Linked DNA regions of Homo sapiens: regions 2 and 3 are each linked to region 1. Evidence: chromatin loops called from intact Hi-C (ENCODE). Cell type or tissue: dorsolateral prefrontal cortex. All regions are shown on one strand. Each heading gives the region's core, and the rest is flanking DNA. Links, peaks and the distances in the headings are about the cores only.

Region 1 (7,572 bases), core at 1,210-6,209:
AAATAACTACCACTTATTGTATATATACTAGATGTCAATATAGTATACAATAGACGCTAAGCCAATTATATATTTGGTCTCATGACACACAACCCTATGAACTAGATGCTACTATTTCTTTTCTTTAGGCCTGAAAACTGATGTTCTGAGAATTTAAATAAATGTAGCCAAGATCACAGTAGTTGAAGTGTTGGAGGAAGCATTCAAACACAATTCTGTCTGCATTCAGAGCCTGCCGTCTTAATTACGAACTTTTCCTACCAGCTAAGGGAAAGGCAGTGTAGGGACAAACAACAATACTTCTACTATCTTGAGTTTAACAATCTTGCAGTAAGTGAGGTAGTAACTCCCAGGTGTGGTCCCTGAAACAGCAACATCATCATCCCCCAGCAAAGTTGTTCAAACTGCAAAATTTAGGGCCCACCTCAGACTTTAAAAATCAGAAACCCTGGAGATGGAACCCAGCAATCTGTGTTTCAAGACACACGCTTAAGTTTGAGAACCCATAAACTAAGCATCTGTATTAGTCCATTCTCACACTGCTATAAAGAACTACCTGAGCTTGGGTAATTTATGAAGAAAAGGGGTTTAATTGACTCACAGTTCCACAGTTTTAACGGCAAGCATGACTGGGAGGCCTCAGGAAACTTACAATCATGGTGGAAGGTGAAGCGGAGGCAAGCAGCTTCTTCACATGGTCACAGGAGAGAAAGAGAGAGAAAAGGGGAAGTTCCACACACTTTTAAACCCTCAGATCTCTTGATAACTCACTCACTATTACAAGAACAGCAAGGGAGAAATCTACCCCCATAATCCAACCACCTCCCACCAAGCCCCTCCTCCAATTCAACGTGAGATTTGGGCGGGGATACAAATTCAAATCATATCAGCATCAGTGTGAATACTTTGGAAATGGATCAATCACAACTGCTTTTTTAAACATTCATTTCTTGAATAATTCTTTTTCAGTAGAAACTTGCACATAATTTTATTCTAACTCCAGAGAGATTTGAACAAACATTGTTGCCACATGCTTGACAGGTGTGTAACATTGTGAGTGGAAAAGAAGTAATCAAGAGAAAACCATTTCTCAAAATCCTGTGAGGTAACCTAGTACAACTGACTTTAAAAGCAGTGTAACAGGTGTTTCTGAGTTTTACAAGATGAAGAGTTATCTAAGTTAGTTATATAATACCTAGTGAGTTCCCAGTAGTCTCCTCCCTGTCTGTGCAAAATTACAAGGAACGGCGTTGAAAAGCACCTGTAGGGCTCATTTGACGAGCCTGCCTCACCCTTCCTCTTCGCTCTGTGCTGCTTCTTTCTCTAATCAAAATAAGACAGGGGCCGGGCATGGTGGCTCACGCCTGTAATCCTAACACTTTGAGATGCTGAGGCAAGTGGATTGCTTGAGCCCAGGAGTTCAAGACCTGCTTGGGTAACATGGTGAAATACTGCCTCTACAAAAAATACAAAAAAATTGGCTGGGTGTAGTGCTGTGTGCTGTAGTCCCAGCTACTCAGGAGGCTGAGGTGCAATGATCACTTGACCTGGGGAAGTCAAGTCTGCAGTGAGCCGTGATCGGGCCAGTGCACTCCAGCCTGGGAGAGAGAGTGAGACCCCATCTCAAAAAATAAAACATAAAAAAAAATTAAGACCGAGAGGCCAGCTTTGGTCTGGGTGACACTACCAGTTTGGGGTCTTCCACTCCCTCTAGCTGGAGAACCTCTGGGCAATCGCCCAGTGTGCAGGTGCTCTGTGCACCTGCCCTAATGACTCAGGTCTGGGAATGGACCATTTTCCAAGAGGCAGGCTCTACATTCAGTTTCTCAAAACCCTTGTGTCTTCCATTTCCTTGAAGTTTGTTCAATATTAGCCTAGGTGTGCCCTGAATAAAAGAAAATAGAAATTCATGGCATCATTTTGTCTTTACCTGAAAAAGAAAAACGATTTGAGTTGGTTTTCAAACAGGGCCAGAGGTCAGAAGTCGAAGGGCAACTTCCTTGCTGGGGCTGAGTCAGTGACTTCAACCTTCTCAGACCAGGGTTCAGCTGTGCACACCCTGCTTCCTGCAGGGAAGGAGTTGTTCTGGTAGAAAACAGTTTGGATTCTACAGGCCAGTGGTGCAATTCCAGCTCAGGAAATTGCTAGCTCCGAAGCAGTTGTTCCTCCGTGTCTGACTTTGGGCGATGTATTTCACATTCTTCAGCCTGGTTTCCTGAACTGCACTGTTTGGGATGGAAAGGGCAGGAATATCAACCCAATGAGAATGGAGAGAAGTAGGACTCAGTGGCCTAACCTCACTAGACTACCTCAGGAAATGCTAAATTAATGTCAGCACTGCCGGCTGGGCATGGTGCCTCACAGCTGTAATCTCAACACTCTGGGAGGCTGAGGCAGGTGGATCGCTTGAGCCCAGGAGTTCAAGACTAACCTGGGCAACATACTGAAATCCCGCCTCTGCAGAAAATACAAAAATAGCCAGGCATAGTGGCATGTGCCTGTAGTCCCAGCTTCTCAGGAGGCTGGGGTGGGAGGATTGTTTGAGGTAGAGGTTGCAGTAAGCTGAGATGGCGCCCCTGCACTCCAGCCTGGGTGACAGAGTGAGACTCTGTCCTTAAAAAAAAAAGTGTTGGGGTAGGGGGGTGGTCAGTGCTTTTCCTCTTCCCCTTGAAAGTAATGAGACAGATTTTCACCTGACTTTTTGGGAACACTAACCTGAAAGAGCAGTCACCAGGGGTCATATAAACAGGGTTTACGGCCCGATCATCTCACAAGCATATCCCAGAAAACTGGGATATATGTGTGTGGTTTCTAATCTTGAAACACAGGACAAGGCCAGGATGCCTCATACACTGAAGAAGGGAAAAACTATAATCCCTGGTTCTGGATCAAGTCACAGGCTTTCTCCTCAGACCTCTGGGGAATGCTGGACTCTCTTCCTCTCCACAACACCCCACACATAAACACACTCAAAACACAGACAAATTCAGTATTCAGCTAATCCCTAAATATTCAAGGGAGCGACACACCAATCCACTGCAGAGAAGAGAAACACCACACTCGGTGCCCGGCTGTGAAGTTTAAAACCTTTCCCGGAGACATTTGTATTTTTCCCAAAAGGAGAGAGCCCTCTGCTGGTGAATGGACACCGTGCTGGGGAAGGGTGACCGGACTGTCCACGTTAAGTCACCCTTACCGGCTGTTTGCTCCTTTTCAGGCAGCAAATGTGTAAGTTATTACCAACTGGCTAAGTTTTCATCCGTGGCAGGAACAAATTCCAGTATTATTTAATGAATGTTGATGGTACAAAGCCCAAATCCCATAAAACCCTCTTGGCTGGACTGATTACAGTTTACTACAGCAAAAAGCGGGGAAAAAGAGAGGATACAAGAACTTTTTTCGGCTCTTCCATAGTTCATGGATAATCTCCTCGAAATGTTTCATGCAGACGGCTCTGCCCAGTATTTGGGCTGTAAAAACATCGTGTCAGACAGTTTGGAAGACGTTGTAAACAACCTAAATGTCCGTCAAAAGAAAATGAGTAGGTGAGTTATGGTGGATCCAAACAACGGAATACTATGCAGCTTTAAAAAAAATAGTGAGGAAGTTCATTCGGTAAGAATATAGAAAGATCGCCACATCGTTATGTTTGTGAAGGAAAAGCATAGAAACAATATGCATAATACACTGTCATTTGTGTAAGAAGGAGGAGATATGTTTGTGTTTGCTTCTACATGCATGAAGTATTTCTTACTTTTTTTTTTTTTTAACAGAGTCTTGCTCTGTCACCTGGGCTGAAGTGCAGTGGGGCCATCTTGGCTCTCTGCAAGCTCCACCTCCCGGGTTCACGCCATTCTCCTGCCTCAGCCTCCCAAGTAGCTGGGACTACAGGCACCTGCCACCACACCCGGCTAAATTTTTTTTTGTATTTTTAGTAGAGACGGGGTTTCACCGTGTTAGCCAGGATGGTCTCGATCTACTGACCTTGTGATCCGCCCGCCTCGGCCTCCCAAAGTGCTGGGATTACAGCATGAAGTATTTCTAAAAGTTTGCCCAAAGAATTAATTCCAGTGGTTACATGTTTATAGGGGTGTGAGAACTGCAGGAATGGAGGACACAGGTGAGAAGAAACGTTCCACTTTGTTATATATTTCGACCTTTGATGTGACTATTTTAATCAAACATTAAGTCGTTTTTAAATGACAGCCAGAATGGGCATGAAGTTTCCTTTTACCCAACACTTTGATAACAATTAACATTTATTTAGCACTTACTATGTGCCAGGCAACATGCTAAACGCCTTAGGTGCATTAACTCATTTATTTAACCCTCACAACTACCCTATAAGGTAGGAACTATTCCTGTCATCCACATTCCAGAGACAAGGAAACTAAGGGACAGAGAGGTTATTGGCCCAGGTTCACACAGAGAAGGCCTCTCAGCAGGCTGACTCCAGATTTCTGCACCAACACCGTTCTATGCAGCTGCTCCAGAGAAAGTGTCTCCAACACAGTAAAGCTGATATCAGAGAATATTGTTGGCTAAAATTCCAGGAATCCTGAAGTTTGGAGAAATCCTTTACTAGTGGTCTCAAACATGAGATTTCCTTTGATTAGACAAACGTACACCATTATTCACAAACATACACTCATAGATTCTCACAATTCAAACATGCATACATTCTCACATTCACACATACTCACACATCCTAAACTCACACACACATCCTCTCACGCAGTCACACTCATATATCTCACACAAATTCACACTCACATCCTCTCACACACATTCACACTCACATCCTCTCACACACACATCCTCTCTCACACACACTCATCCTCTTACACACACATCATCTCACACACTCACACACATCCTCACACAGTCACACACATACATCCTCTCACGCACTCACTCTCATACATCCTCTCACACACACATCGTCCACATACACATCCTCTCACACACGCACACACATCCTCTCACACACATACACACATCCTCTCACACACATACACATACCTCCTCACACACACACATTCTCTGACACATACACATACCTCCTCCCACACACACACACATCCTCACACACATCTTCTCACACACTCACACACATCTTTTCACACACATCCTCTCACACACATCCTCACACACACATACATCCTCACATACACACATACATCCTCTCACACTCACACACATCCTTTCACACACACATCCTCTCACACATTCACACACACAATCCTCTCACACTCACAGTCATACATCCTCTCACACACACACATCCTCATACACACACATCCTCTCACACACACATACCTCCTCTCACACACACACATCCTTTCACAGACACATCCTCTCACACACACACGTCTTCTCACACACTCACACATCCTCACACACACATACATCCTCACATACACACTCATACATCCTCTCACACACTCACACACATCTCTCACACACATCCTTACACACACATATCCTCTCACACACACATCCTCTCACACACATATACATTCCTTCTCTCACACACCCTCTCACACACTGACACATCCTCTCACACATCCTCACACACACATCCTCACACACACTCACATCCTCTCACACACACATACATTCACACAGTGACACACACATCCTCTCACACACATCCTCTCACACACTCACACACATCCTCTCACACACACACATCTTCTCACACACATATATCCTCTCACACACATTCATACATCTTCTAACACTCTCACACACATCCTCACTCACACTCATACATCCTCACACACATACATCCTCTCACACACACATCCTTTCACACACACATCCTCTCACACATTCACACACACAATCCTCTCACACACTCACAGTCATACATCCTCTCACACACACACATCCTCATACACACACATCCTCTCACACACATACACATACCTCCTCTCACACACACACATCCTTTCACAGACACATCCTCACACACACACGTCTTCTCACACACTCACACACACATCCTCTCACATACACACACATCTTCTCACACACACATCCTCTCACACACTCATGCATCCTCTCAAACACACACACATCCTCTCAAACACTCACACACCTCTCACACATTCACACACATCCTCTCACACACACACATCCTCTCACACACACACACATGCCCTCTCACACACACACATCCGCTCACACACACACCCACTCACACTTACACATCCTCTCACACACTGACACATTCCCACATACACTCATACCCACTCCCACACCCACTTGCCAACTCAAACACACCCTCACACCTTCTCTGGCTCCAGCCTACCCTCTCCTCTCTCCCGCCCCACACAGCCCCAGAGCGTTGGTCCTGGTACACTCCAGTCCAAGGATTCCTGGGCCTCTCTCAGGCCCACTCTCCCTTTGCCAATCTCAGGATCTCCTCTCCATGCATCAGCCTCTCCTGACTAAAATGTGGGCGTCCGTATTTCTGTTCCACACAACCCACTTCTACCTCCTAAACGTGCTCCACACACATTTGCACAAAGAACTAATAACACTGGTTACTATCATTAGTGCTCCATGCTACCCAATTCCAGCTTTATTTCTCCTGACAACAAAGACTTTCTCTTCCTCAGGACCTTAAGAGGGAAAGATTGTTTTTCCATTCTACTTATACTTTCAGCTTCTCTGCTTGCATAGTGAATGAAGAATTTCATGCAATTTCATTTTTGACAAGAAAGAGTTACAACCTTCCATCTATCTTAGGACAAGCTGCAGCGCATCTCCTCCCGGTGCTGGAGGACGCACAAACACTGTGAGACCAACATTTTGTTCTGCCAACAAGCCATTTAGTGTCCCTGGAGCACTGACCTGCAAATATGCTAGATGCAAAACCATTTAAAAGGGAGAATGAGATATAGCATTTGACACATGCACTTTTCATTTTTGGGGAGGGGTTGGCTTTACAACATAACAATTCTTGAACATTTTACTGCGGCCCCAAACTCCCTGTTGCTCTGCTGTTTCAAATTCTGAAGGCCGAAAATCTATGTCTATGTCTATGTCTATGTCTGTGTTGTACATTATTTTATTATATAGTGGCTGTAAAAGGATATCAAGGCCAGGCATAGTGGCTCACACCTATAATCTCAGCACTTTGGGAGGCCAAGGCAGGCAGATGGCTTGAGATGGCTTGGGCCCAGGAGTTTGACACCAGCCTGAGCAACACAGCAAGACCCTGTCTCTAATTTCTCTAATTTTTTTTTTTTTTTTTTTGAGATAGAGTTTCACTCTTGTTGCCCAGGCTGGAGTGCAATGGCACAATCTCGGCTCACCGCAACCTCCGCCTCCCGGGTTCAAGCAATTCTCCAGCCTCAGCCTCCCGAGTAGCTGGGATTACAGGCATGTGCCACCATGCCTGGCTAATTTTGTATAATTTTTTAGTAGAGACAGGGTTTCTCCATATTTGTCAGGCTGGTTTCAAACTCCTGACCTCAGGTGATCCGCCCGCCCGGCCTCCCAAAGTGCTGGGATTACAAGCGTGAGCCACCATGCCCCGCCCTGTCTCTAATTTTTTAAAAA
Region 2 (7,572 bases), core at 1,312-6,311, 150 kb before region 1:
TATGTTACTATGGCTGGGAGTTGGATTGTGTTTAATGCTTGGTACAATTGTAGGAGCCAGAAGCTTCAATTTCTCCAGTGTCCTTGTTTTTGCCTACCCTCTAGACTTGGGGCTTTCCTAAGTATTACTCTCAGAGGAGTACGTGAATCTTGCATTTATTTCAGCTATAGTCCATTCTTATTATACTGGAGCCCTATTGGGGTAGTAGCAAAATATGGGGGGAAGGGGCATATTGTTAAATCTCAGTCTTTCAATTGGCCTGTGTCTTTGGGCTGTGACCTTCACAAGCTCCAGTGGCATAGCTTCACCACCCCTACTTAGACGAGAAAGGAAGGCTGGAAGAGGCTAGAGTGAGAGGGATGTCCTTTCACTAGTGAGATAAGGTTCTGGTATTTTCCCTTGACATTGGGCCTTTGTTAGGGAGAACGCTCTTGGTGTATATCACAATGAGTACTCTTCCCCTCCCCCTGCCAAGGCCACAGAGGATCTTTCTTGGATCTTTACCGTGAGAACCTGCTGGACTTCCTGGAGGTAAAACCCACAAAAGTGTGAGTGTCCCTTGTGATGGTTAATACTATCAACTTGATTAGATTGAAGGATGAAAAGTATTGATCCTGGCTGTATCTGTGAAGATGTTGCCAAAGGAGATTAACATTTGAGTCAGTGGGCTGGGAAAGGCAGACCCAGCCTTAATCTGGGTGGCCACTATCAGCTGCTAGTGCAGCTAGAATATAAAGCAGGCAGAAAAATGTGAAAAGACGAGACTGGCCTAGACTCCCAGACTACGTCTTTCTCTTGGGCTGGATGCTTCCTGCCCTCAAACATCAGACTCCAAGTTCTTCAGTTTTGGGACTCAGACTGGCTCTCCTTGCTCCTTAGCTTGCAGATGGCCTATTGTGGGACCTTGTGATCATGTGAGTTAATACTTAATAAAATCCCCTTTATATATATATATATGTATGTATTTTCTCCTATTAGTTCTGTCCCTCTATAGAACCCTGACTAATACATCCCCTAAGACAACATAATACTGTGCCCCTACAGGTTCCTCACTTTCGGCTAGCCCACAGTCTACCTCTAGCAATTCATCAAAATTATCATTTAATTACCGAAGTTATCAGTGGCTTCTAATCCAGGTAAGCAGGTTTCAGCTGTGGCTCTTTGCATTCACCTGTCTCTCTAGATTTCAGGGTGGTGATTTGTCCTGCAACTTCATTTCTCTAATGGGTCTGAGAAAAGTCCCTGGTTTTCCATTTTTTCAGGTTTTTTTCTTTTTGTAAGAATGGGAGTGATGACTTCCAATCTAAAGAATTTTCAGAGCTGAAATTGAAAGTCCAAAACTTATCTTTTTAATTAGAAAAATTTGAAAACAAGATTGGACATAGCTGGGTGATAAACTCATAGGGGTTCTTTATAAAATTTCTACTTTTAGGTATATTTGAAATTTTCTATAATAAAAAATTATGGTTAAGAATCTGAAACAGGGTAGCTTTAAACAATAGGGACAGCAGAGAAAAAAAATTCGTCAGCAATATTTGAGTATCTAATATTGACCAGGTACTGTGCCAAGATAATTTGGATATAAGAATGAACACTACTATCTGCTGCCTTCCTGGAGCTATCAGCTTTTGGGGAGAGAATGACATTAAATAAATAATTATGACTTACTTACTTAGGCTAAGGCCTACAGCGGAGGCAAAAATGGTGCTGTGGGAGCAGATAACAGAAACTAGAGAATCTAACCTCGTTGGGAGAGTTGGGGGAAGACAACTCAAAGACCACCAGGGGACTGGGTACAGAAGGCATGCTGTGCCTATTTCCAGGGGACCCAGCAGCCTGGATCAATGGTATAACCTGAACTTAGTCAGGCTGGACGCAGGGGCTGGTCTCCAAAGTTTACACGTAATAACAACAATGTTAAAGGTAAGAAGAGAGAGAATGTTTCAGAAGCAAGCAAGCTTTCCATAGGTCGGAATCCCCCATAGACTCTAAAAACCCTGACCACCTGAATTTAGGTGAAACAACCAAGTGGGATTTTCACAATTCATTCTTACTTTCTATAATATTGACCATTTTCATGAATCCTTCTTCCCCACTCATTCAAATTCTCTTTGGATACCAGTAAACTCCGCACTTGTTGTTTTGTTCCTGGAGTAATACCATAGGAGAAGGATTGTAATTTATCGTATTGGACAGAGCAAAAGTAACAGGAGCCAGGCAGAGGGAAAAAAAAGATGATATTTTGAAGGTCTGCACTCAGATATGCCATGATTTCAACATATAAGTTAATGCGAATCACATGATTCTTGTAACATTTTTCCCATCAGGAAAACAGAAATGCCACTTACCAACTCTGGTACAGATTATTACTAAGCAAGTTTCACAGTTATATCTACATAAATGTTTACTACTGATTTATTACACAGCTAATGATAAGTAATGATGGTAATTATTAAAATACAGATTGATATTAGCATTTAGAGCAACATCTAAACTTTCCAAATTATCAATTTATAATTTTTTAAATAACAGCAATTAATCATTATTATGGTTAAATGATAATACTTTGTAATATATTATCATGTTTTCTACAAATAGGAGAAGCACTAGTCTATTATGGTGAAGATAATAACACTAACAATGGTAGAGTAATGATTGCTAATCATTTCCCATTATTGCTATTAAAATGTACAAATCACTCAAAATGACCAAAAATCTGTGAAATAAAAACCTAGTGAAGGCGTACGATAAAATAAGCAATCTATAGTTACCAAGCCTACCAAATCAAGATTCTGGGCCCTGGTCACAACAGTGGCTGCCCATCAGAAAAGACTGGGGACTTTTCAAAAAATCCCAAAGCCCACCGCCCTACCCAGAAAATCTGATTTAACCTGTCTGGGGTGTGTCTGATTTTGTTCTGAAAGTTCTCTAAGTCTAATGTGCATCCAGAGTTGAGAACCACTGCTCCAGGTGTCTGATTTTTATGCTTGAGAATAAAGATGTCTTCAGTCCTAGGGGCAAAATTCAATTGGGAAACCCACTTGCCCAGCCTCTGTCAATCAGTGCTGTGTGTAGCAGAGGAAAGAGTTGTTAGTTTTCGTTGTCAGGGAATTTTCTTCATAGAAAAGTACATTAAAATACCAAATTACAGTATTTACATATTTCATGTATTTTTCCCAACTGCGTTCCCATAGCAACTAAATCCATTTGCTCCCTACTTTCTTGAGTTATTTTCCATCATGAGCCATGCTTTATTAGTGAGGCAAGCAGTTTGCCCTCTGAATTGACTGTTTTGCTCTTTACTATTTCTTTGCCAGGGAACACAACTCTGTTGTGTCTTTCTAACTCCTGTACTCCCTGAATTTGATAAAGTTGGCTTTGCTAGTTTGGGCAGAGACAGTGTCCCTGACTGCTTTCCTCAGTCTGGAGCAGTCCCTGTTTTTTTCCAGTGAGCTGACCAAAAACAAAAAGCAAATGGCGAGGAAGGGTTCCCTCAAGAAACCTGTGACTGGGAAAGGATGCAAGGAAGGGAATTGCTTAAATCCCAAACAGTGACGAGTTCACCTGAATCAACAGCGGACAAAGGATAACCCAGCTCTCTGGGACCTCACTAGGTTTATCAGGTAGGGTCAGTGGTTAGATATCACGGCTTTGGAGACAGTCACCCACTAGCAAGCAGGAAGGAAGTCAGTCCTGCTGCAGCTTCTGAATCCCCAGAGAGAGGGCCCAAAAGAGGCACAGGACACTGAGATTTCTTTGTGATTTCACCCAGACGACTTGGCAGACTTTAGGGCTTGTTTGTTTGTTTGAAACTATAACATTTCACTTGCTAATGAGGCTCTGCCTTGCAAGGGGACAGGGATGCCAGAGAAGACTGCGGGAGGGAGGCAGCAGGCCCAGTGCTTCAGGGCAGCTCTCCTTGTGGCCGCCTGACGCCAGGACGGACTTGGGCCACCAGTGCCAGAGGAGAGAGAAGCGGCACCAGAGACAAGGCGATGCTTCAAAATCATCTGTTCTCAGTTGCTGACTCAGACGCCTCCTTCTGTGCCAGCAGCACTAATGAAGAGGACTTGCTTCCTCCTCTCTCTTAGGCTCCAAATAAAAACCAGAGCTATAGTGCAATGGCTCCCAGGCCAGGGGGCAAGTGATCCAGGCAGTATCTCAGAAAACAGCAACAGAAACCACACGCAGCAAGAGCATCCCTCCCATCTGCAAGATCCAGTGCAACTTACATAGGTACATCTGTGGCATTGCTTGCTGCTGGGTTCTGGGGGTCATGGTGAAGTCCTTCAGTACTCTTCCACCAATAGCATTTATTCAAGGACAACTTCTATCAGTTAGGGTTCCAGCAGGAAACAGATGGCACTCTCAAATTGGGTTATTTGAGGAGAGTTTAATTAAGGGACTATTTACAAAGGTATGGGCAGGATGTAGGAAAGACCATAAGTCACAGTGTATTATCTCAGAGCTAGGAATAGCAGGGCACTGCTCCTACCCTAGGCGTAAGCAGTGGAATCCAGAGACAAAGCCACATGGAGTGACAGGAGCTGAGACCTTCAGTTGCAGGAGATGGCCAGCACACCACGATCAAGCAGGGAGGAAGCCAGGAAATAAATACCTGGACCTCATTCTCCTTCCTCCCTTCGATCTGCTGCCAGTGCTTCCTGGTGCCAAACTCAGCCAGAAACTGAGGGCCTGGGAGCCCTCACTGCTGCAGTCCATACAGGTCAGCCTCCTGGGGCTCAAAACAAGATAGAGAAGTGGGGAACTAGGAGGGTGGATAAAGACATCAAGCACCCTCTCTTACAAATCAGAGCAGGTGAGATACTTCATGACCAAGGATATATTTGTTCTGCCACTGCCAGAGCCCTCCCAAAAGCAGCAAATTCTGAGATAATAGTGTCCGGGGGTTGGAAGATAACATTGAGAGCTTGCAAAATGTTTAACCACAGAGAAGGCAAGTAGAAGCCCAACCTCCTCAAGAGCAGAGAGGTGATACTGAGAACACAGACGAGCATCCTAGCCCTGATTCAATGATACATCCCGCCATGGATCACACGGTTGCTGTCCTGCTCAAAAGGAAATCATGAGCACCACGATATGCTCACTTCACAGGGAACATTTTGCCTGGTTACCTATTTGCACAGGCGAATGGAAAAGGAAGCCTCCGTTATTCTGCAGTTTGGCATCATTTGTTCTAAGAGTGTGCAGAATTATAAATAGACACACTGGCCAGGTGTGGTGGCTCACACCTGTAATCCCAAAGCTTTGGAAGGCCAAGTTAGGAAGATCACTTGGGACCAGGAGTTCAAGACCAGCCTTGGCAACATAGTGAGACCCTATCTCAAGGAAGGCAAAAAAAAAAGTAGCTGGGTATTACACTGCTCCCCTGTAGTCATATCTACTCAAGAGGCTGAGGCAGGAGGATTGCTTGATCCCAGAAGTTTAAGGTTGCAGTGAGCCATGATCATGCCACTGCACTCCAGCCTGGGCAGCAGAGCAAGAATCTGAAAAAAAAAAAAAAAAAAAAAGAAAGAAGGAAAAAAACACACTTTAAGAGTCTCACAAGATATACTTGGTTATCAAAAGTTCAATGTTTGAGGAAAATCAGCAGGGTTGGTTTCCATTCTGATGGAGCTAGGAGAAGAGCAGATATTTGAAATGGATGTACAGAAGGCTAGGTGAGATAATAGCAAGATGCTCTTCTGCTACGTTATGGGGTGGTGGAAGTGGAGAGGCAATACTAATTATAACATCTACCCTACCTGATTTAAGAATCTCTGTCATACATTCTATATTTTGGCATCTGCTTGTCTTATAAGGAATCTGAAGAGTAAGTGCTATGTACAACTCAAAAAAAAGATGGTCTGACCAAATATTTATGGTGATGGTGGGAAGTATCACAGATTTTTAATTCAAGTTCATATGCAAACTTGATGGATCATTCTCTACTGCAATTTGTTCACAAAATTTCAAAATTTCATATTCTAGATTCTAAAACCAGCCCAAAGATTTATGCTTATATCAGTTCAACTCTAGAATTGTTCCACTCTAAGATTATTAAAAAGAAGACAACATTTACCAAACTGCTCAAAAGAAGAGAACTGAGGTGGTAACATTAATTTAATATCTCTGTGCTTTGCACTGACTTTGTTCAGTATATTAAATTTTTCCTAATTGTTTGCTTAATAAGGTACCCCATGCACTTGAATAACTTCATTTAAGAATCATTCTTTTCACAGTCTATAGCTATGGGGATCATGTAAATATTTTCCCAAATAGATATTAAGTATTTTCCCAAGTAAATATTACAACTTATCACCTTGACACAGGCGAACCTGGAAAACATATGGTCACTATGGTTATGATACATATAGTGGCACACTAGGGGTAACAGCATCCACAATAATAGCCAAAAATAGTCTCTCAAAAGCCTTTCTTTCACCCATGAACCTGTTCTCCACGAAACTTGATTCTTGTGATTATAGTGGTTCAGAGTAAATTTAGACAAATGGAGGCATTTGTCATTTCCCTTGCACCTTCACCCTTTTGCCTCCTCATATCCAACAACCACCCCCTCCCGCCGCAAAAACAACATAGTAAACATGCAGAACACAAGCCAGTATGCTCCACTTTGTTCTTGAGCCATGGAATTTCTCCACTGTGCTCATTGTACACAAGCAACAGTATTATTTTCAGAGTGATAGAACACTTTGCCCAGACAGCTGAGGCCACAATTGTTCAGAAAGGCCCTTCAGTTTTCAATCTTTCATCTGTTCTCTACAATAATTGATGTGCAGGTCTTCAGAGCCACAGTCTCCTTCTAAGACCCAAATTAGTAATAGGGGGCACTTGGAGAGCTCCCTGTTGTCTCCTGTGGCTGTAGAGCAGGTTTCAGGAAGGAAAAATAAGACTGGCCCCAGTTGAGGGGGAGAGAATCGATCATCTTCCATCCACTGGGTTTGTGGTTGATTCAAAGCCAAGAATTTTTTAACCTCTCCTATAGAAAATAGGGAGCTATCACAGTTTTGTAAGCAGGGATGTGAATTAATCAATAATAACTTTGTTGACAATGTGAATGATTAAATGGGAGGGGTAGAGAGATAAAACTGCAGTAGAGACACTAGATAACAAGAGTTTAGCTCGGGCAACTAAAGCCGTGGTAGTAGTGAAGAAGACAAAAATAGAGGATCTCTAAGAAGAAAGCCTTTCAACATAGTCAAATGCTATGGAGAAGTTAAAGAGAATAAAGGATTAATAAGATTTCTTTGAATTTGGCTATTTGTCTTTGTGGTTGCTATTATGAAAGCTCCAAGGACATAACCCCTTTTCTCAGAAAACCTTCACTCTAATTGAGGGGCCCAAAATGTCATTGAAAAGTTAAAGTATCTAGAATAGAGTTTATGCCCATGAAATATTTAAGTGACTAAGAAGGTATTCTTCCATCTTTTCCTTTCCACCTTTTCTTTCTTCTCTTCTTTGCTTCCTAGAGACTTGTTTTTTCCCAGATGACAAAAAGTTGCCACGAAAACAGTATGTTAGCTTATGAGTTCCTAATTTAAAATTATTTTT
Region 3 (7,572 bases), core at 1,312-6,311, 660 kb before region 1:
GTTTAACTTGTCAAAAAACAAAAACCCAGCAACAGAAAAATGGAGTTTGGAAAACAGGACTTAAAATGACATTCAGTATATAAAATATGTACATAATATTGGATGACTAACTATCAAATAGATGGATTTGTATCAATACCAAATAGCTTCTGTTTTGTTTTGCTGAAGGCTAAATTCACAGCGCTATGCAATTCTTAATTTTCATTAAGTTGTTATTTCAGTTTTAAATGTACCTTCAGAATAAGCTTCCCCACCCCAGTTTTTGTTGCTTGAAAATATTGTTGTCCCGGATTTTTGTTAATATTCATTTTTGTTATCCTTTTTTAAAAGTAAATGTACAGGATGCCAGTAAAAAAAAAAAATGGCTTCAGAATTAAAACTATGAAATATTTTACAGTTTTTCTTGTACAGAGTACTTGGCTGTTAGCCCAAGGTTAAAAAGTTCATAACAGATTTTTTTTGGACTGTTTTGTTGGGCAGTGCCTGATAAGCTTCAAAGCTGCTTTATTCAATAAAAAAAAGAAATGAAAAAGATATATGAATATGACAAAGTATTGCTGAGTCCAACAATGTTGTTTTAAGACTCTTAAAATACGGTACCTGGCAATGTTTATTTCATAAAGAATTGTGAACTTCTTGAATCTAGGGAGGGGGAATGTAGTGAAGGGATGTATCAAGTGGGGTGGTGGGAGGGGGAGGCAAGGTTATATGCACTTTCTCATGATTTACAGAGAAGTGAATAACTGCAAAGTGAAGTTGCTTCTTCTACTTCAGTCTTCTCTCACTTTGATTTGCTAGTTGTTATCAATTAATGACAATTACAAACCTACTGTATCTCTAATACAGTGTGACTGGTCAGGTATTTCAGTTCTTAGGAAGGAAGTGCCAAGTTTGTTTTTGGGTTCCTGGAACAGCGCTCACCTTTGTTTAGAACACTGGTTTAAAGGGATAATCATCTCTGTCACATTAGACTATCCATCATGACCAGCAAATACTCATTTTAGGAAAAAAAAAAGCATGATCTGAAAAATACTTTTGGTGGTATGTTGGTTACCCTCCTAGCTTTCCATTTGGTTTAGAACATAAAGCAAATAGACACAGTCATACTGTCACTGCTCTGGACTGTGTGGAGCTCGCTAAAGTCATGGTCATTGCAGGAATCCAAGTGGCAGTCCTTCTCATTCATTCTAATCATTGTATGTGCTTCACTACGGGGGGGAGAAGGAAACGTTAGCATCATGTTTCCCATTTAGGGCAGGAGTGAGAGGTCTCTCTTCCTGATTTAGATATGCAAAAGCTGGTATGTTCAGTAGGAACTGTACATGTGTTGGGAGGCATAAAGACTAATTAGCAACCATAATATGGTCACTACCCTAATAGACTAAATGAAATCTTGCAATTTCAAATTACTCTTTCTCCATATTAGATTTACCCACAGCTATATTTCTGTTTAAGTACTAGGGTGAGGGTTTTCTGTTACTTTGTTTTTTAATGTTGTTCCTTTTGAAAGAATCAGTCTTGCAGCTGAGTGAAAAATCTGTGGAATGTATTATTTGTCCTCTTTACATGAAACTACTCATACTTAAGCAAAAGTCAGTCTTATAGCAAGACTGTTAGCCCTCAAACTTGACTCTACTGATCTGACCATTTCCCTCTCATCGCCAGACAACTGACGATTTCCCTGGTTTTAGTCTGCGTCTCTGCTTTAAAGTTATTGTGATATCCTTCTAGATCATACACAAGTCTAACAGTTAATTAGTTAACAGTTTTTAAACTAGGTTTGTGGGTATTTTTTTGGTAGCACATGTATGCTATTACATACAAATTTTTATTTCTAAAATATAAGATCTGAGATTGAATATTTTCATTAAAAGCTACAGTTTTGTGAATCTTTGTGCTTCAACATTCTTTGCAAGATGATACGGTATTTAGGCATTTGCCTTATTTTTGCATCTCACAAACATAAGTGCAATAGATCTTTTCATTGAACAGCAAAGTAGGATTCATCATTCCATATGACTTGAGTTACACCAGACCTGTTCTGCCCAATGCCTTTTTGATTACAGTGTAGCTTGCCCACCGCATTTGTCGTTTTAGATACTTTGCTAGCCGGCCACTTTGGATTTCATCAGACAGTCCTAACAATATTGTCTGAACGGCTGAATATGAATAGATACAGCAGAGGCACTCCTGATATATGATTTTTATCCATGCGTCAGTTTTTCCCACCCAGTGTAGCATCCTAAAGATAAAGCCAGAAGCTAAGCTGCAGTGAGGCTGTGATTGGGCGTAGAAGTGGGAGCATTGGGACCTCACATTACACACACGAGAGATCATAACCATGTGAAAAGGCAAAAAGCATGTGTTTGCAACATCTGATAACTTCATGGCCTTTGATAAATGTATATATGTATATGTGCATGGACTGTGTTTCCAGTACACCTTTCAGCCAAAACAGATCCACAGTAGTTGTTGAGTTCAAGTACATAAAGTACATAACAAGCGAACGTCTAGTACAATTCTTACTTATGTGTATGGGATTTTTCCCTTTGAGGTTGCTTTGTTTTGTCTTACAAAGGTGAAAATTGTTTGTAAGTGAAGTGAGAAGTTCATATTTCTTTGGCTTTTTTGTGTTTTTAAAAGTTACTCCTTTTAGGGAGCTGGTCTGATGACTTGCTTAGCTTGGAAATCCTTGTTTTCAGTGTGTCGAGTCAAAATGTGTTTATGTGAGCTGTCACTGTGGGGAACCAATTGCTTTGTCATATAGCTGGTTATGAACTAGTAACATGTTTGGGAAGTCCTACTGATGTTCCTTTGGAAGAAAAAATCTGCTGGTTTTAACAACTGTGCTTTTGCTATGTATGGTATCCAAGTTAGTTGAAACGCAGACACTGAGATCTGTTTGAGTTTAGGGTCATTTTTAGAAAGGGGCAGTTTAAAGCACAATGTCTCACATGGGACAAAGTTCCAAAATGCCAAATTCTTATTTTTTAAAAAGCTAGTTCTATAAAATACTGGTATTATGGGTGGGGAGGAAATAGAATTGAGTCAATTGGAAAGACTATCCAACTTAACATGAAACTTGTCACCATGAGATAGCATTAGCTGCCCAGGATGCTGCTATATATATATATATATATATATATGTGTGTGTGTGTGTGTGTGTGTGTGTATATATATATATATATATATATATATATATATATATATATGTGTGTGTATATATATATATATGTGTATATATATATGTATATACATATATGTATATATATGCACATATATATATGTATTTAAAAAAATCAAAACAAAAAAAAACTCATTTATACCTGTGTATTTTTTAAAGCTACAATCTGTTCAATGTTTTTAAAAATCTGTTTATATGACATTGTTAAAATAAAGTTGGTCTTTTGACGAGAGGGAGGATGTCACGGTCAGTTGTAACTTTGCCTTCACAAGGCAACTGGGGTGGGGGGTGGGGGTAGTGTGCCTCCTTGACATTTCGTTCAAGTTATAGATTCAATGGAGCTATGTCTTGTTTTAAGTTGCTTTAATGCATTGTATTAGATCTTCAAACAGAATAAAGGTTGTTTTGAAACTGAAGTTTTGGGTTGAAATTTCACTTATCACCTAAGAAATCTTTCTAAAACAGCTACCTTTTGGCTTATAAATGTTGCTGCTATTTCTGTTGTCTCCCACCCACTCCCTTTTGATTGTTATCACAGTATCTCATTTTTGTAAAGTTGAGAAGGACATTGAGTGGTCACATGTAAGTAATACATATGAGCTGTCTTTCATAATTTCACTGTTTTTTGAGACGGAGTCGGAGTCTCACTCTGTTGCCCAGGCTGGAGTGCAGTGGCGCTATCTCGGCTCACTGCAAGCTCCACCTCCTGGGTTTACGCCATTCTCCTGCCTCAGCCTCCCGAGCAGCTGGGTCTACAGGCGCCCGCCACCATGTCCGGCTAATTTTTTGTATTTTTAGTAGAGACGGGGTTTCACCGTGTTAGCCAGGATGGTCTCGATCTCCTGACCTCGTGATCCACTCGCCTCGGCCTCTCAAAGTGCTGGGATTACAGGCGTGAGCCACCGCGCCCGGCCAATTTCACCATCTTAAATGAGGAAATACACCTAGGTAATGTCCCTTCAAGGCACGTTCTCGCTATAGGAAAACTAGAATGCCCATCATCCTTCAATTCTCGCCTCCTCCGCATTCATACCCAAACCTTGAGAATCATCCTCTAAGAACGAAGTGTCCAGTTTTGTCTCTGTTGTGCAGTCTGCATATTTTGAACACTCACAGTGCAGGGATGACATGGGACTGTAGACAGGGAGCTAAGTTACACCTCAAATGCAGATTTTACATTGTATCACCTAGTCAAGATACACAAGTCTTACTGTAGGATAACTTTCCCATTTGTTTTGATTGCTAAGTGGACTTAAGGCAATACCACTTTGCATGTATATGGTGTTTACATGTAGACACAGTGAGGGTCTAGACCTGAAAGACATAGTCTAGTAGTAGAGGGGAGAGGGACGTACAAATAATTACTCTCAGGGCAACAATGACTAATATTTTTTGAGTATGGCAGTAGCTCCCAGACTGATGTTCTGCTTTCCCCCTGCTCTGTTTGGTATCACAGAGAACTATATTCGCTGGAGCGCTTGTCCTGGGGCTTCTAGGTGTCTCTTCCCTGGCTCTAGCTCCTGCCAGATAGACCCTCATTTTCAGGTCTGAGCAAACCCCCTCTGCTCTAGCTCTCAGGAGAAGGCTCTGGAAACATTACCTACTCCCATTTTTTACTCCAGCCCAAGAAGTGGTTGCAGCTTTATGCTGTTGCTAAACGTCTGGTTTCCCTCACCACCCCCATTTGGTTTCTGAACCCTTCCCTCACTCAAGTAATTATCATTCAATTATTCCAGTAAGAGCTAGGGTAATTCCCCCCCCACATACACACACTGGTCTCTGACATATCAAGTGATTATTATCTGTTAAACTCTTTGTTTTACTCTTTCCACAATTACCTGGGTAAGATGATTATATTCCCATTCTTTAGATGAGAAAACAAGCATAGATGTGAGATGACTTGCTCAAGATCATGCAGCATCTGAGAACAGAGTTGAACGCATAGGCTTCTCAAGCCAGAGCTCTTTGCCCCTATGCTGTAATGTAATAGACTTTCAATGGAAAATGCACAAGAGAATGCAAAAAAAAAAAAAAAAAAAGGCTCACTGGTAACTTTTTGCTGGGGAGGTAACCATGTGGCTTTCAATTAGTAGACAGTGCACAGGTGGTCAATGATGAATCACAGGAAATAGCCTGGGCTTGCTTTAAACCAGTGGTTCCCAAAGTGTGGTTCCCAGACTAACAGCATTCACATCAGCATCACTTGGAAACCTGTTAGAAGTACAAATTCACAGGCCCTACCCCTGACCTACTAACTCTGACACTGGAGCCCAGCAATCTGTTTCAACAAGCTGAGTGATTTTAATGTATACTAAAGTTTGAAGATCACGACTTTAGATCACCTGCTTACTGAAATAGTACTTCTAGCATTTTAACTAAAAACCATTACCATTAATGAGTGATATGTTACTTTCTAATTTATTTTCATAATGTAGGCCATAGGAAAAAGAAAACAGATTGATTTGCAGTTTAGGAGGCCCAGTCTGCTCTTTTTATCTGTCTTTAACCAGCTGTGGGAAGTGGGCCAATTCAAGGCACCTTCCAGGCCTCCAACTCCTTATCTGTGAGATAAAGGTATGGGCCTCTGGGACTCCTTCTAGAGCATATGCTGTGATTAAGTGAGCTGAATGAAGATTCCCAGTCCCCCAATTCTCCATTTACAACTTGACCACCAATTTTAACCCACAACTAATGGTCCTTTATGTTGCCAGTGACTATGGCCAAGTGAAAGCATGCCTCGAATTGGGGTATACTTTTCTTGCTGACATCTTAAAAGTGACACTTGAGGCGAATCTAAACTGGCAGCCAAGTTCTTGACAGTGTGGAGAGAGTGTATTTGGAAATGACACTCTGCCCATCTACCTAAAGCGTGAAGTGCTAAGAGAATTTGGCCTACCAAACCCTCTGGGGCATGGTGGGAGGCAGGAAAGTAGAGTCTGTTAAGACCTGATACAATGTCAGTCAATTTCAAAAACCCTTTTTTTTCCCCCGAACTTGTCCCTTAAAAGGTCTATTTAAAAATAAAAATCAGTTGCAATATCTTAAAGAGACAGAATTGATTATTCACTCTCCAAACTTCAGATTATCTTCTCAAAAGATAGCACTTTGTAACCTCCAGTTTGGTATTGCTGTCATAAATCAACTCAACAGAAAACCGCTGAGATGCTTTGGGGGAGGGAGGGTGTGGAGGATAAATGAGTAATCACCAACATGCTAATCTGCATTTTGCTTTCCAGAAGGAAAAGAGAAATTCCCTTCTCTCTGTAGCACTCAATCATAAGAGTCTGAAGCATCACCTCAGGCTTAACTTGTTAAATAAAATATTCTAAATCTATACCTGTCTTGACAGGTGTAAAGGTTTGGCCTATAATATGAGAACAGGACAGTCAACCTCTAACTACCACCACTAATCACATTAGGAAGAAAGTTACAAGGGAGGTCTATTCATCACCAAGACTGCTCATTAGAATTATAGTTTTGACTGTGAAATATACCATACGTTGTAAGACTAACTCGCTGGAACCAATTTATTTATGGAGCTCTCATTTCAGAACTCAGTGATTTATAGTCCAAACCCTCACAAATCAAAAAATATAGATAACTTCATCACAATGGAGATGATGTGCTAGTCACTTTATGTCATATTTACTGTCCTCTAACAGAGGCCCAGTGCCATGTTTAAAACTATTTAAAATAGTTTTGTTGACAGTGGTGATGATCTGTTTCTTTGGACCTGCGAGGATAAGACATCCAACGAGATGTCTAACGTACTGATTCATTCAAAGCTTTATTGAGCACCTACTATTTGCTGGACACTATTTCCCTCTGAAGGTCCAGTGATAAGACAGGTGAAATCAAAGATTACAGTCTGCTGGTGAAAGCAAACTCAAACAACTGCCCTCTATCATGAGATACAGAGAGGAATGAACACTAAGTCTCAAGCAGGCCTGCATGAGCAGCTAGGCCAAGCTTCAGAGAAGAGTTGACATTTCAAATGTTTCCTACTCTAGTAAAACAGGCCCATGTACTCCTGGTGGTTGCTCCTCCCACCAGCCTTCATGGAAGCTGGTTCTATTGAGGCTAGACCATTGTACTTCTTTAATATAATCACTTTTCAGGTGACATGTTTGGTTTTTCAATACTGTCAAAGGCATTATCTCCATTATAAGTTCTCTAGAGTTCAATGTTCCCATCTGCAGTTCCCATGCTGCAGGTGGTTCAGACAGCTGACATCACACACCTCAGCTTCAGGCAAGCCACTTTTCTCCCTGTCCAGGGACAGATGCCAGGGCCTCACTTGGCTCTTTGCCTTGGCACATTAGACGTGATCTGCATGCAACTGTACCTTTTCCTTTTATTTTAGATGAGAAATTCTCAACCCTAGCTGA

What was found. A loop is a pair of places that touch in the nucleus more often than their neighbours do. Peaks named below come from ENCODE experiments on the same cell type or tissue, not always from the same donor. Only the 100,000 strongest peaks of a DNase experiment are listed, where the experiment ranks them.
Region 2: a loop joins it to region 1, with 4 times the contacts of the local background. A loop is called at or near these places in 3 of 110 quality-filtered maps.
Region 3: it touches region 1 in a loop (6-fold over the local background); 10 of 110 quality-filtered maps call a loop at or near these places.

What each region holds. Positions count from the first base shown.
Region 1 is chr5:68,959,939-68,967,510 of GRCh38, forward strand. It overlaps LOC107984116 (a long non-coding RNA gene), which reads right to left. Exons shown (of 3, transcript XR_001742709.2): 2 at 1,931-2,225; 3 at 602-688. Among named protein-coding and RNA genes, the nearest start is that of LINC02198, 66 kb to the right of the region's middle. In dorsolateral prefrontal cortex, for the core only: CTCF peaks have their summits at 3,133 (motif pointing left) and 3,334; a DNase peak (open chromatin) is centred at 3,113; H3K4me3 peaks cover 330 bases; H3K27ac peaks cover 1,696 bases.
Region 2 is chr5:68,814,577-68,822,148 of GRCh38, forward strand. All of the region lies in intron 2 of LOC105379013 (a long non-coding RNA gene), which reads right to left. Among named protein-coding and RNA genes, the nearest start is that of LINC02198, 210 kb to the right of the region's middle. In dorsolateral prefrontal cortex, for the core only: a CTCF peak has its summit at 3,885; a DNase peak (open chromatin) is centred at 3,955; H3K4me3 peaks cover 849 bases; H3K27ac peaks cover 2,337 bases.
Region 3 is chr5:68,298,222-68,305,793 of GRCh38, forward strand. PIK3R1 (phosphoinositide-3-kinase regulatory subunit 1) reads left to right here. Exons shown (of 16, transcript NM_181523.3): 16 at 1-3,600. Among named protein-coding and RNA genes, the nearest start is that of PIK3R1, 86 kb to the left of the region's middle. In dorsolateral prefrontal cortex, for the core only: no CTCF peak of the experiment used is centred there; no DNase peak of the experiment used is centred there; H3K4me3 peaks cover 161 bases; H3K27ac peaks cover 2,301 bases.